Linked DNA regions of Mus musculus: region 2 is linked to region 1. A link is a loop called in an ENCODE intact Hi-C map of the cell type or tissue named here. Cell type or tissue: heart. All regions are shown on one strand. Each heading gives the region's core, and the rest is flanking DNA. Links, peaks and the distances in the headings are about the cores only.

Region 1 (4,402 bases), core at 305-4,304:
TGTATAGACCTGGCTGTCCTGGAACTCACTTTGTAGACCAGGCTGGCCTCGAACTCAGAAATCCGCCTGCCTCTGCCCCCTGAGTGCTGGGATTAAAGGGCTGCACCACCACACCAGCTAAGTTTTAGCCTCTTATGCTTCCAGTGCCTCACCATTGCTGGGACTCAGCCTCCTCTGAAACCTTCGTGTTTGGGTCCGGAGAAGGTGGCCGCCTCTTTCTTTCTTCTTCCTCTTGCTGTCTGCGCACTTCCAGTAGCTCCAACTACAGGAGAACAGCTTGCTGTTTATCAAGGCTAAGACTTTTGCTGCTTTAGAAAAACGTTCTAGAAACCCAGGAGACTTTTTCTACAATGGTTCATACTGGACAACCTCAAAGGTCAACACTCCAAATACAATGGCATTATGTCCATGAGCACCATAGCTACAAGCTAAAACTGTAGGGAATGGACAGCTGTCTACCCCTTGCTGGGAAATCCTTTGGCTGGTTCATTTTCCTCTGGGAATAGAGATTTCAAAATTAACTCTGCATCTTCTTAACTTTGTTGAGAGGGAAAAGTTGCTGGGGGGTTTAAGTCAGACTTTCCATGAAGTCTCAATAAAAACCTACCATGGGCTCACAAAAATGTTCAAGGAAGCCATCTGTATTGTAGTAGAGAAACAGGGAAAAATAATTAAAGCCACAGAGTAGTCTTCCTGAAACAAATCCAGTCCATGAGCAGTTCATATATTGTAAAAGAATTGTTTTAATACATAGTCATACTCCCTTCCCCCACCCCGGAAGTACTGACAGCAAGAGTCCATTTTCTATGAGAATAAAAGTTTCGGAAGAAGAAGAAAGACCAGTGCCCAAGCTCTGCAGTAAAGCTTTGGCTGGCAGAGAGAGGCATTATCTGGAATGGCGATGATTTAATAGTAATCCAAGGTCAAGATATGATCTGGTGTCCATGTGATTCCTAAAATTCACAAAAATAGGTGAAGTACTATGCCGGACATGCTTAGACACTTACCGTTGTCAGCCTTTCCAGAGCAGAGAATCTCTCATCCCAGGTCGCTGCAGACTTTTCAAACGCCTCATGGCGCTTAATAAGCTTCTCCACTTCGTCTACACTCTGGCCAATTTCACGGCTGGATAGGTATGGTTCCTGTCCAAGCAGCCAAGCCTCTGCCACACTGGCATCCCTTGAGAACTGATGGACCTCCAAAACTGCAGAGGGTATCAAGAGTGAGTGTCTGTCACAGGGCCACACAATGGCACTGCTCTAAGCATAGCCATCTTATCATTTATAATACCAAATGCCATCAAATGTAAACACTGTGAGCCACACAGGCAAGAACATCGCAAGAATAGGGGTAATTACTTTAACTGGATTTTGATTTAACTTAATATATTAAAAGAATACTATTTTAACACAACACTTTTTTTGTTTACCAAATAAGAATACAGGTTAAAATTTATAAGTACATACTACAAAAATTAAGATGATTTCTATTTTCCAAGACTCATATGTGGACAGTGGCTCTCAGGTGGACTATACAGGTCTAGAATTTACTCTGGTCATATGGCCCTAATTCTAAGAGATCAGATCTCTGAGCCCTCACAGGACACACAACCTATTCATGCCAGACTATGCAGGTGAGGCAGGAACCCACATAGAAGCTTGTATTAGGTTGAAATCCAGTTTTCTCTTGGGGGATTGAGAGGGTAGGAATACTAACAAAGGGGGAAGACAGGGTCCTTGTCCTCCATGTGAGGAAAAGCTCTCCACCTGATGCAGTTATGAGGAAGTGGATTAGAACCTGGCTTAGCTAGACTGCCAGCGCACATTCAGCATCTCACTCAGCAGAGTCTGGGGCCAGTTGGATAAGAACCTACTGTGTGGACTATCACTGAGCCAAGAACAGGCCAGCCATCTCACTTTGAGATTACGATGGACCCCACAACTTATCAATTGACAAGAAACTAGGCAACTGTCAATTCTTTAAGGTAGGTAGCAGGCAAATCATCACTGTAACCCAGATTGTAGCCTGGTATCCAGTTCACAGCAGGTACGACACAGGTTTTGCCTCACAGAATGAAACTGCCCCAGAGTTTTCAAAATCTGCAAATGAAATCCTCAATAACAGAATGGCCCCAAATTGAACATTAGAGGGCTCTGGGCCCAATTGGGTTTTTTACACAACTTTAGTTTTTACTAAGAGTCTACAATATATAGGAATGAGGCTAGAATACAAGACAGAGTCTAAAGTATCAACACAGCTTGTTATAATATAGATTAAAATAAAAAAAGCTTGAATTGAACTACTTTTAATGTTCAAATCAACCATGAGGTACTATTCTTAAATACATTTTAAATCCAGTGAGGGCTCATAGTTCCAGGTAAACTGGGATTACACAGAGAGGGAAGGGAGAGAGGAAAGGGAAAGAGAAGATGGGGAGAGGGGGGAGAGAGGGGAGAGAGGGAGGGGGAGAGGGAGAGGAAGGGGAAAAGTGATTATTTTTATTATTTTATTTTTGTTTTTTAGAGACACTCTCTTCATATTCCTGTCTGTTCTCATATCTTGCTATGTAAACTAGGCTAGCCTTGATGTCACAGAGAACCGTATTCCTCTGACTCGAGTGATTAAAGGTGTACACCCTTACACCCTGCATACTTTTATTTTGTGTGCGTGTGTGTGCACATACACTCATCTGAGTACAGGTGCACACAGAAGCTAGAGATTTTGAGATGCTCTGGAGCTGGAGCTGGGCAGGAGGTGAGCCTCTGACTTGGGTGCTGGGACCCAAACTCAGGGCCTTTGGAAGAGCAGTAAGTGCTCCTAACTGCTGAGCCATCTCTTCAGCCAGCCCCAAGAACTTTTTCTTCTTCTTCTTCTTTTTTTTTGGTTTTTTGAGACAGGGTTTCTCTCTACAGCCCTGGCTATCCTGGAACTCACTTTCCACCTTCTTAAAAAACAATATTCAGCATGAATACACTGAGAAAGAAACATTTAAAACTTCAGAATCATTAAGTAATAACATAACATTAGTTAAAGCAGACTTGTATACGCATGTATTTCCTTGGATACACAGAAAGAACAGAAAAGCAAATGAAGAACGCATGTCCTTACTCAGTCTTAACCACTCCCACCGGTCTTCCCACTTGTCAATCATTTCTTTTCTTTTCTCTGTCAGCTGCAGTAACTTTTCCTTGATCTGCACAAAAACAAGGGCCTTAATAAAACACTGCAACCTTGTGTCTGTCCCGGATGAGCACTTGGTACAAGAAAATCTATTTTCCCCTAAGCTGCTAAGTATCAGCTTAAATGTATTATTTCATGTCTTGAGCCTGGAGAGAAAAACATGGCTAGTTTTCCAGAAGGGGTGGGAGTTCTATTCAAAGCTGCCTGTGCTGATGTAGCAAACTGTGTGCTATTTCGATAGACTCTGGGGCTTCCTGAAACAGTTAACGTTTATGAAGAGAAGGACAGTAATACCGACAAAGCCTTGGCTTTTCTGAGAGACATCCATTCCTGTGAAGGATGCTACAAAAAAGACATCAGTGCCATCGTTCTGACCAGAGCTGCAGCCATCAGCCAAATGCAACGCAGAGTTGAGTGATAGCCAGAGCCATCCCACTGATGAGTTCACAGGCTGTTTTTATACCTGGACCCCTCAAAAATTATCTCTGGACAAACAATTACCAGTTTTGGGTCTACAGTTGTATGTAACAGTTTTTCTAGGCAGACAGAATATGCTTCAAAATGATGTAAAGAAGCGTACTCACTTGCACGTGTATTGTAGGCCCTGTTAAAGTAGGCCTTGTGCTCAAGCACACAAATACACAGAATGAAAATATTAGAAAAACTGAAACTACACTGAACACGTAGACTTGGCTTTTGTCATTCCTTACTATAGTACAGCAGTGATTTACCCTGTGTTAGGTATTACACAGGGTCCAGAGATGTTCTAAAGTTATGAATAAGCCCTATGTCATTTCACATATGGTATCTAGCCATCTATGGATTCTAGTGTTCACAGAAGTCCTGGAATCAATCCTTGTAGATTGTGGGAGGCTTCAAAGACACAGTTGCAAAATAAAATCCTTTTACATGCCAACACTGGCTGAGTTCACACCAGGTCCCAAAGCAGCATCCTACCTCCTCAGAAGCATAGTGTTTCCGTGCCAGCAGGGATTTCCCAAGCTCAATGCAGGCTGTAAAGCTGTCATTACGAGCATCAATTTCAGCTTTGATACCTTGATGATTATTCATTAACAGTTCAACAGATGACACATCCCTATAAGAAAGTAACATCACCTTTAAGAGATGGAGCTTTTCAAATAAACATGTAGGTTTTAAAACTCGTAATTTGAAGGAAACTGACAGCTTAATTGTCTTTTTTAGGGCTTATTTGCAGCCCAAA
Region 2 (4,402 bases), core at 292-4,291, 98 kb after region 1:
CTATTACTGACAGGCTTTCAAGTAGCAAAGGCTAGCCTAAAGCTCACTGTGTAGCTCAGGATGACCCGGAAGTTCTGATTCTTCTGTTCTCAACTTCAAGTGCTAAGATTACTGGCATAAGCAGTCACTTCCAGTTTGTGACACTCAGGGTCCAGCTTATGGCTTTGGGCATGCCAGGAAAGCACTGGTCTACACCGTAGCCTCCCTTTATACCCTTTTTTAACCATCTTATAAAAGTTTCCGTAAAGGATATTCAGGGACCTGGAACTTGTTTAAACTAGTGGAGACAGGTAAATAATCTCAGCACATAAAATCAATATGAAGTTCTTCAAAACTCTAACCCAGAACCACCACATGGCATAGAAATTCCATGTCTGGGAAATAACACAGAGGCTCAAATGTGACGTTTACACATCCTGCTTATTGCAACATTCAACAAAGCAGTCAAGAAATGGGAACAAACCCAATAAATCAATGAAAGAACAGATAAACGAAATCTGCAAGCAGGAGACCTCAGTTCAATCCTCAAAGCCTACATTAAAAAGCAAGCAAAGCAGTGGTGTGGATATGTCATCCTAGCACTGGAGAGTTTAGGCCAACAGAGCTCTACCAGATTAGTTGTCAAGTTCTAGACCAGTGAAAGACTTTGTCTCAAAAAATAAGGTATGTGCACCTGAAGATTTACACTGGACTGTCTAGTTTTGTCAATTTGACGCAGCTGGAGTCATCAGAGATAAAGGAGCTTCAGTTGAGGAAATGCTTCCATGAGATCCAGCTGTAAGGCATTTTCTCAATTAGTGATCAATGCGAGAGGGCCTAGCCCACTATGGGTGTTTCATCCCTGGGCTGTGGTCCTCAGTTCTGTAAGAAAGCACACTGAGCAAGCCAGAGTAAGCAAGCCAGTAAGCAGCACCCCTCCATGGCCTCTGCATCAACTCCTGCCTACAGGTCCCAGCCCTGCTGGAGATACTGTGCTTTCTTCTCCAATGATGGACTGTGATCTAGAAGTATAAGCAGAATAAGCCCTTTCCTCCCCAACCTGCTTTTGGTTATGGATATGTCTCCCCAACTAAGACAAACATCTAGGGTTGATCTCTGTCCTCCACACACATGTGCACACATGTGCACAGCCATGTGCATGCACACCCATGCCCATATGTGTACCCACAAACATTAACATTCATACACAACAAATAGAAGAATGAGATACACACATGCACTAGAATATTATTCCGCTTTAAAAAATGGAATCATGTCACAAGCCTGTCACACCAGCACATGGATGAACCTTAAAGGTATTATGTTAAGTGCAAAAAGCCAGTCAAAACGAGAAAAATAGGCTCATAGTGGCACCTATGCCATTCAAGTGTCCACTGCAGTCTGAGCAGGTCTGAGCCAAGAAGACAGCCATAGTGGTGGTGCACTTCGAAAGGGAAATGGCCTATTAAGGCAAACTGATGTCCCCTGGAGATGATCAAGCCACTCAGCGTGGTATATGTTCCTGGAGCCCTTCTGTTTCTGGGCAAGGAGCAGTTTGCTGGTGTGGATATTCGGGTCTATGTGAAGAGTAGTGGTCTTGGGACCCAAATTTATGCCATCCCATAGCCCATTTCTAAAGCCCTGGTGGCTTATCAAAAATATGTAGATGAGCCTCTAAGAAAGAGATCAAAGATACCCTGCCCCTGTTTGATACCAGAAATCCTACCAATAAGCCCATCTCAAGGATCAAGGTCCATTCACCTTTGTAATAAAACATCCTGGAATTTTAACGTTAAATAAAAAACAAACATGTTCTAAGTCCTGGGAACAGTCAGGAGGATGGAGGAGGGGCAATGAAATAACTGTCTAGTTAGTTGTTCCTCAGTTTTGCAAGATTAAAACATTCTACACATCTGTTACCCAGCAGTGTGCTCGCAGTTAATATCAATGAAAGGTGCACACATTTGGTTATTAGTTTTTAAAAATAATTAAAAATAAACTTTCAATAAAAACAGAGGGAACACACTGACAGTAGACCTAGAATCACATGCTCCTCACATGTGCTCTCAAAGCCGTCAGCCGATCCCTCCAAGTCCTGTTTTTCCAACCTTAAGAAATAAGAACTGGACTGGGAATCCTGCCAAATCTCATTTTTATAACAAAGGTCTCATAAATGAGTTACTGACTCATACTTGCATGCAGCACTGCGGGGTGACGACCTCTCAGCAGTCCCAGTTACTGCAGGGCCTGGTGAACTCTACAAAGCCAACCTTCACCCAACTGCTCCAGATCTGTACTTTCCAGTCAGTATCTCTAAGACTGATATTCCAAAGCTGACCAACTGTGACTTCAGACACTGTAACCTATTATACTGAGGCAACTGTATATTCCTTTAATGTACGTGTATGTATGGGTGTGTGTGTGTGTGTGTGTGTGTGTGTGTGTGTGTGTGTGTACAGGAATATGGAAACACCTTCGCATGTGTTAGACTAGTTTTCTCCACTTTGAGCATTTTGTGACACCCTATCATCAACTTCTCTGAAATACTACGACTTGCCCACCCAGATACTGTTAGGGATAATTTTGGGGTATTAAAGGCTCAGAAAGCAATGGTCCAATATTCTTACTGATCAAAAAAAATCATAAGATTATGGAAGAGTGAATGGCAAAAATCAATGCACAGGAAAGAAGTCTGTAATTTCACGTGCTTATAATCAGTTACACTCGTTCTTGTTAATAACACTCTAAAAGAGCCTGCATTTCTGACTCACCATACATAAAACAGTAAAAAGAAAAATTTCCATGAGCTTGAGTAAGCATCATAAATCATTTCTTATTTCATTATTCTCATGAAGAGCAAAGGTTGCTACTGTCACCTACCAACATGTACTCACAATCCACTCCTCACTGTTACACAGAACAGTAGAAGACGCTGGGAGTCACCTTGGTAACAGAACAGAGTTAGCTTGCTAACTCCTGAGGTTATCTCATGCCAAAAATCATTGGTATTTCTGTTTGTTTGTTTTTGTTTTTCTCCCCAGTGCTAGCACGTAGACCCCAGGGCCTTGAGCATACCAGGTAAACACATCAGCCCTCCACAGCTTACAATTCATTCTGTCATATCTATCAGATGTATGGTATAATAAATGTTTTTGTTTGTTTTTTTTAAATAACAGGTCAGCTAGGGCCCCTTTACCCCCCATAAACTGGCTTTGCTTCTGTGTTTGACAGTCAGACACAAAAAGAAGATACACGGAAAGCGCCAACTCTCAATGTACAACCTTTCCTAAAGCAGTGGCAGGGCTTAGCTCTCTTGAGAAAGGTTTTATACGCTCAACCATTACAGATGCCCAAATGAGCTACAAAAGCTATCTCAGAACCTTCCTCATAATTTTTTTAAATTAACAATTGTGGGGAGAGGTACAAGGTTTAACTACCTCAGAAATTAAGGCTATCTGGAGACGTATAAAATATTAATACCAAGAAAGGCAACTTACAAGAGGGCTGGAAAAGGCAAGTAAAGGTCCCAGGGTTTTGGTTGCCTCTGAGTCTTACGACTGGTAACCCATGTTAGAGCGCACAAAAGCAGCCACAGAAAATCTTGATTGGAGTATGTAAAATAAGGATTAATAGCCCTATCAAAGACTGCTATTAACACTTCTGCATTATTCTAAAATATTCTCCAAGGTGATAGTGACCCACGAGTTTTAAGTATGATAAATAATCCTGGAAGCCTGCTCATATTCCTTTTTTATCATCCTCTGATACCAAGCGACAGCTGTGGTCATAAAGAGGAATGCACATGAGAGCTAAATTACCCCACCAGAGGCCAGCATGTTCCAGCAAGAACTAGCCTGCTTGACTAGGGTTTTTATACATGGATATGTCCCTCTCCCTCAACCTCACTTATTTGGTTGGGGGTTAGAATGAGAAAAATCAATGTACCAAAACTTTAAAGTATTTTTGTTATACTTCCTCAAATCGTTTTCTCTCAAATTTAGGAACATGCAGGATCACTCTAAGTATAGCATATAGACCTAAAACAGAAGTCCAATCAGAGAAGACCAAATATGGCGATCACACAGATTCGTTTTCATTAAAAAAACAAAGTCATGGTATACAGCTTGATGTATGTGCCTCATTGGTAAGGAGGCTATACAAGTCCTGGGCTCAACTGCCCAGAACTGCTAGAAAACAAAATGTTTAAAAATTCCAACCTAAAATTCTTTTCCTGTGCTTCATCGCAGTTCCTGGAATGAGGACTGAGTCACAAATGCCCTCTGAGCACCACTGCAAACAAGGGCAAAGGTCACCAGAGGCTAGCAGAACACGCGCCCTTTGAAAGCTTCTGGTTTCCCACAGGGACTTCTTATTCTGCCACCTGCATTAAGGCAATATTCTCAGTATGGAACACTCCTCCCTG

What was found. A loop is a pair of places that touch in the nucleus more often than their neighbours do. Peaks named below come from ENCODE experiments on the same cell type or tissue, not always from the same donor. Only the 100,000 strongest peaks of a DNase experiment are listed, where the experiment ranks them.
Region 2: a loop joins it to region 1, with 2.0 times the contacts of the local background. A loop is called at or near these places in 2 of 42 quality-filtered maps.

Annotation. Positions count from the first base shown.
Region 1 is chr11:30,109,719-30,114,120 of GRCm38, forward strand. It overlaps Sptbn1 (spectrin beta, non-erythrocytic 1), which reads right to left. Exons shown (of 35, transcript NM_175836.2): 27 at 4,138-4,276; 28 at 3,109-3,193; 29 at 1,008-1,204; 30 at 153-262. Among named protein-coding and RNA genes, the nearest start is that of Eml6, 86 kb to the left of the region's middle. In heart, for the core only: no CTCF peak of the experiment used is centred there; no DNase peak of the experiment used is centred there.
Region 2 is chr11:30,207,567-30,211,968 of GRCm38, forward strand. All of the region lies in intron 1 of Sptbn1 (spectrin beta, non-erythrocytic 1), which reads right to left. Among named protein-coding and RNA genes, the nearest start is that of Sptbn1, 10 kb to the right of the region's middle. In heart, for the core only: a CTCF peak has its summit at 3,782 (motif pointing right); a DNase peak (open chromatin) is centred at 2,155; H3K27ac peaks cover 33 bases.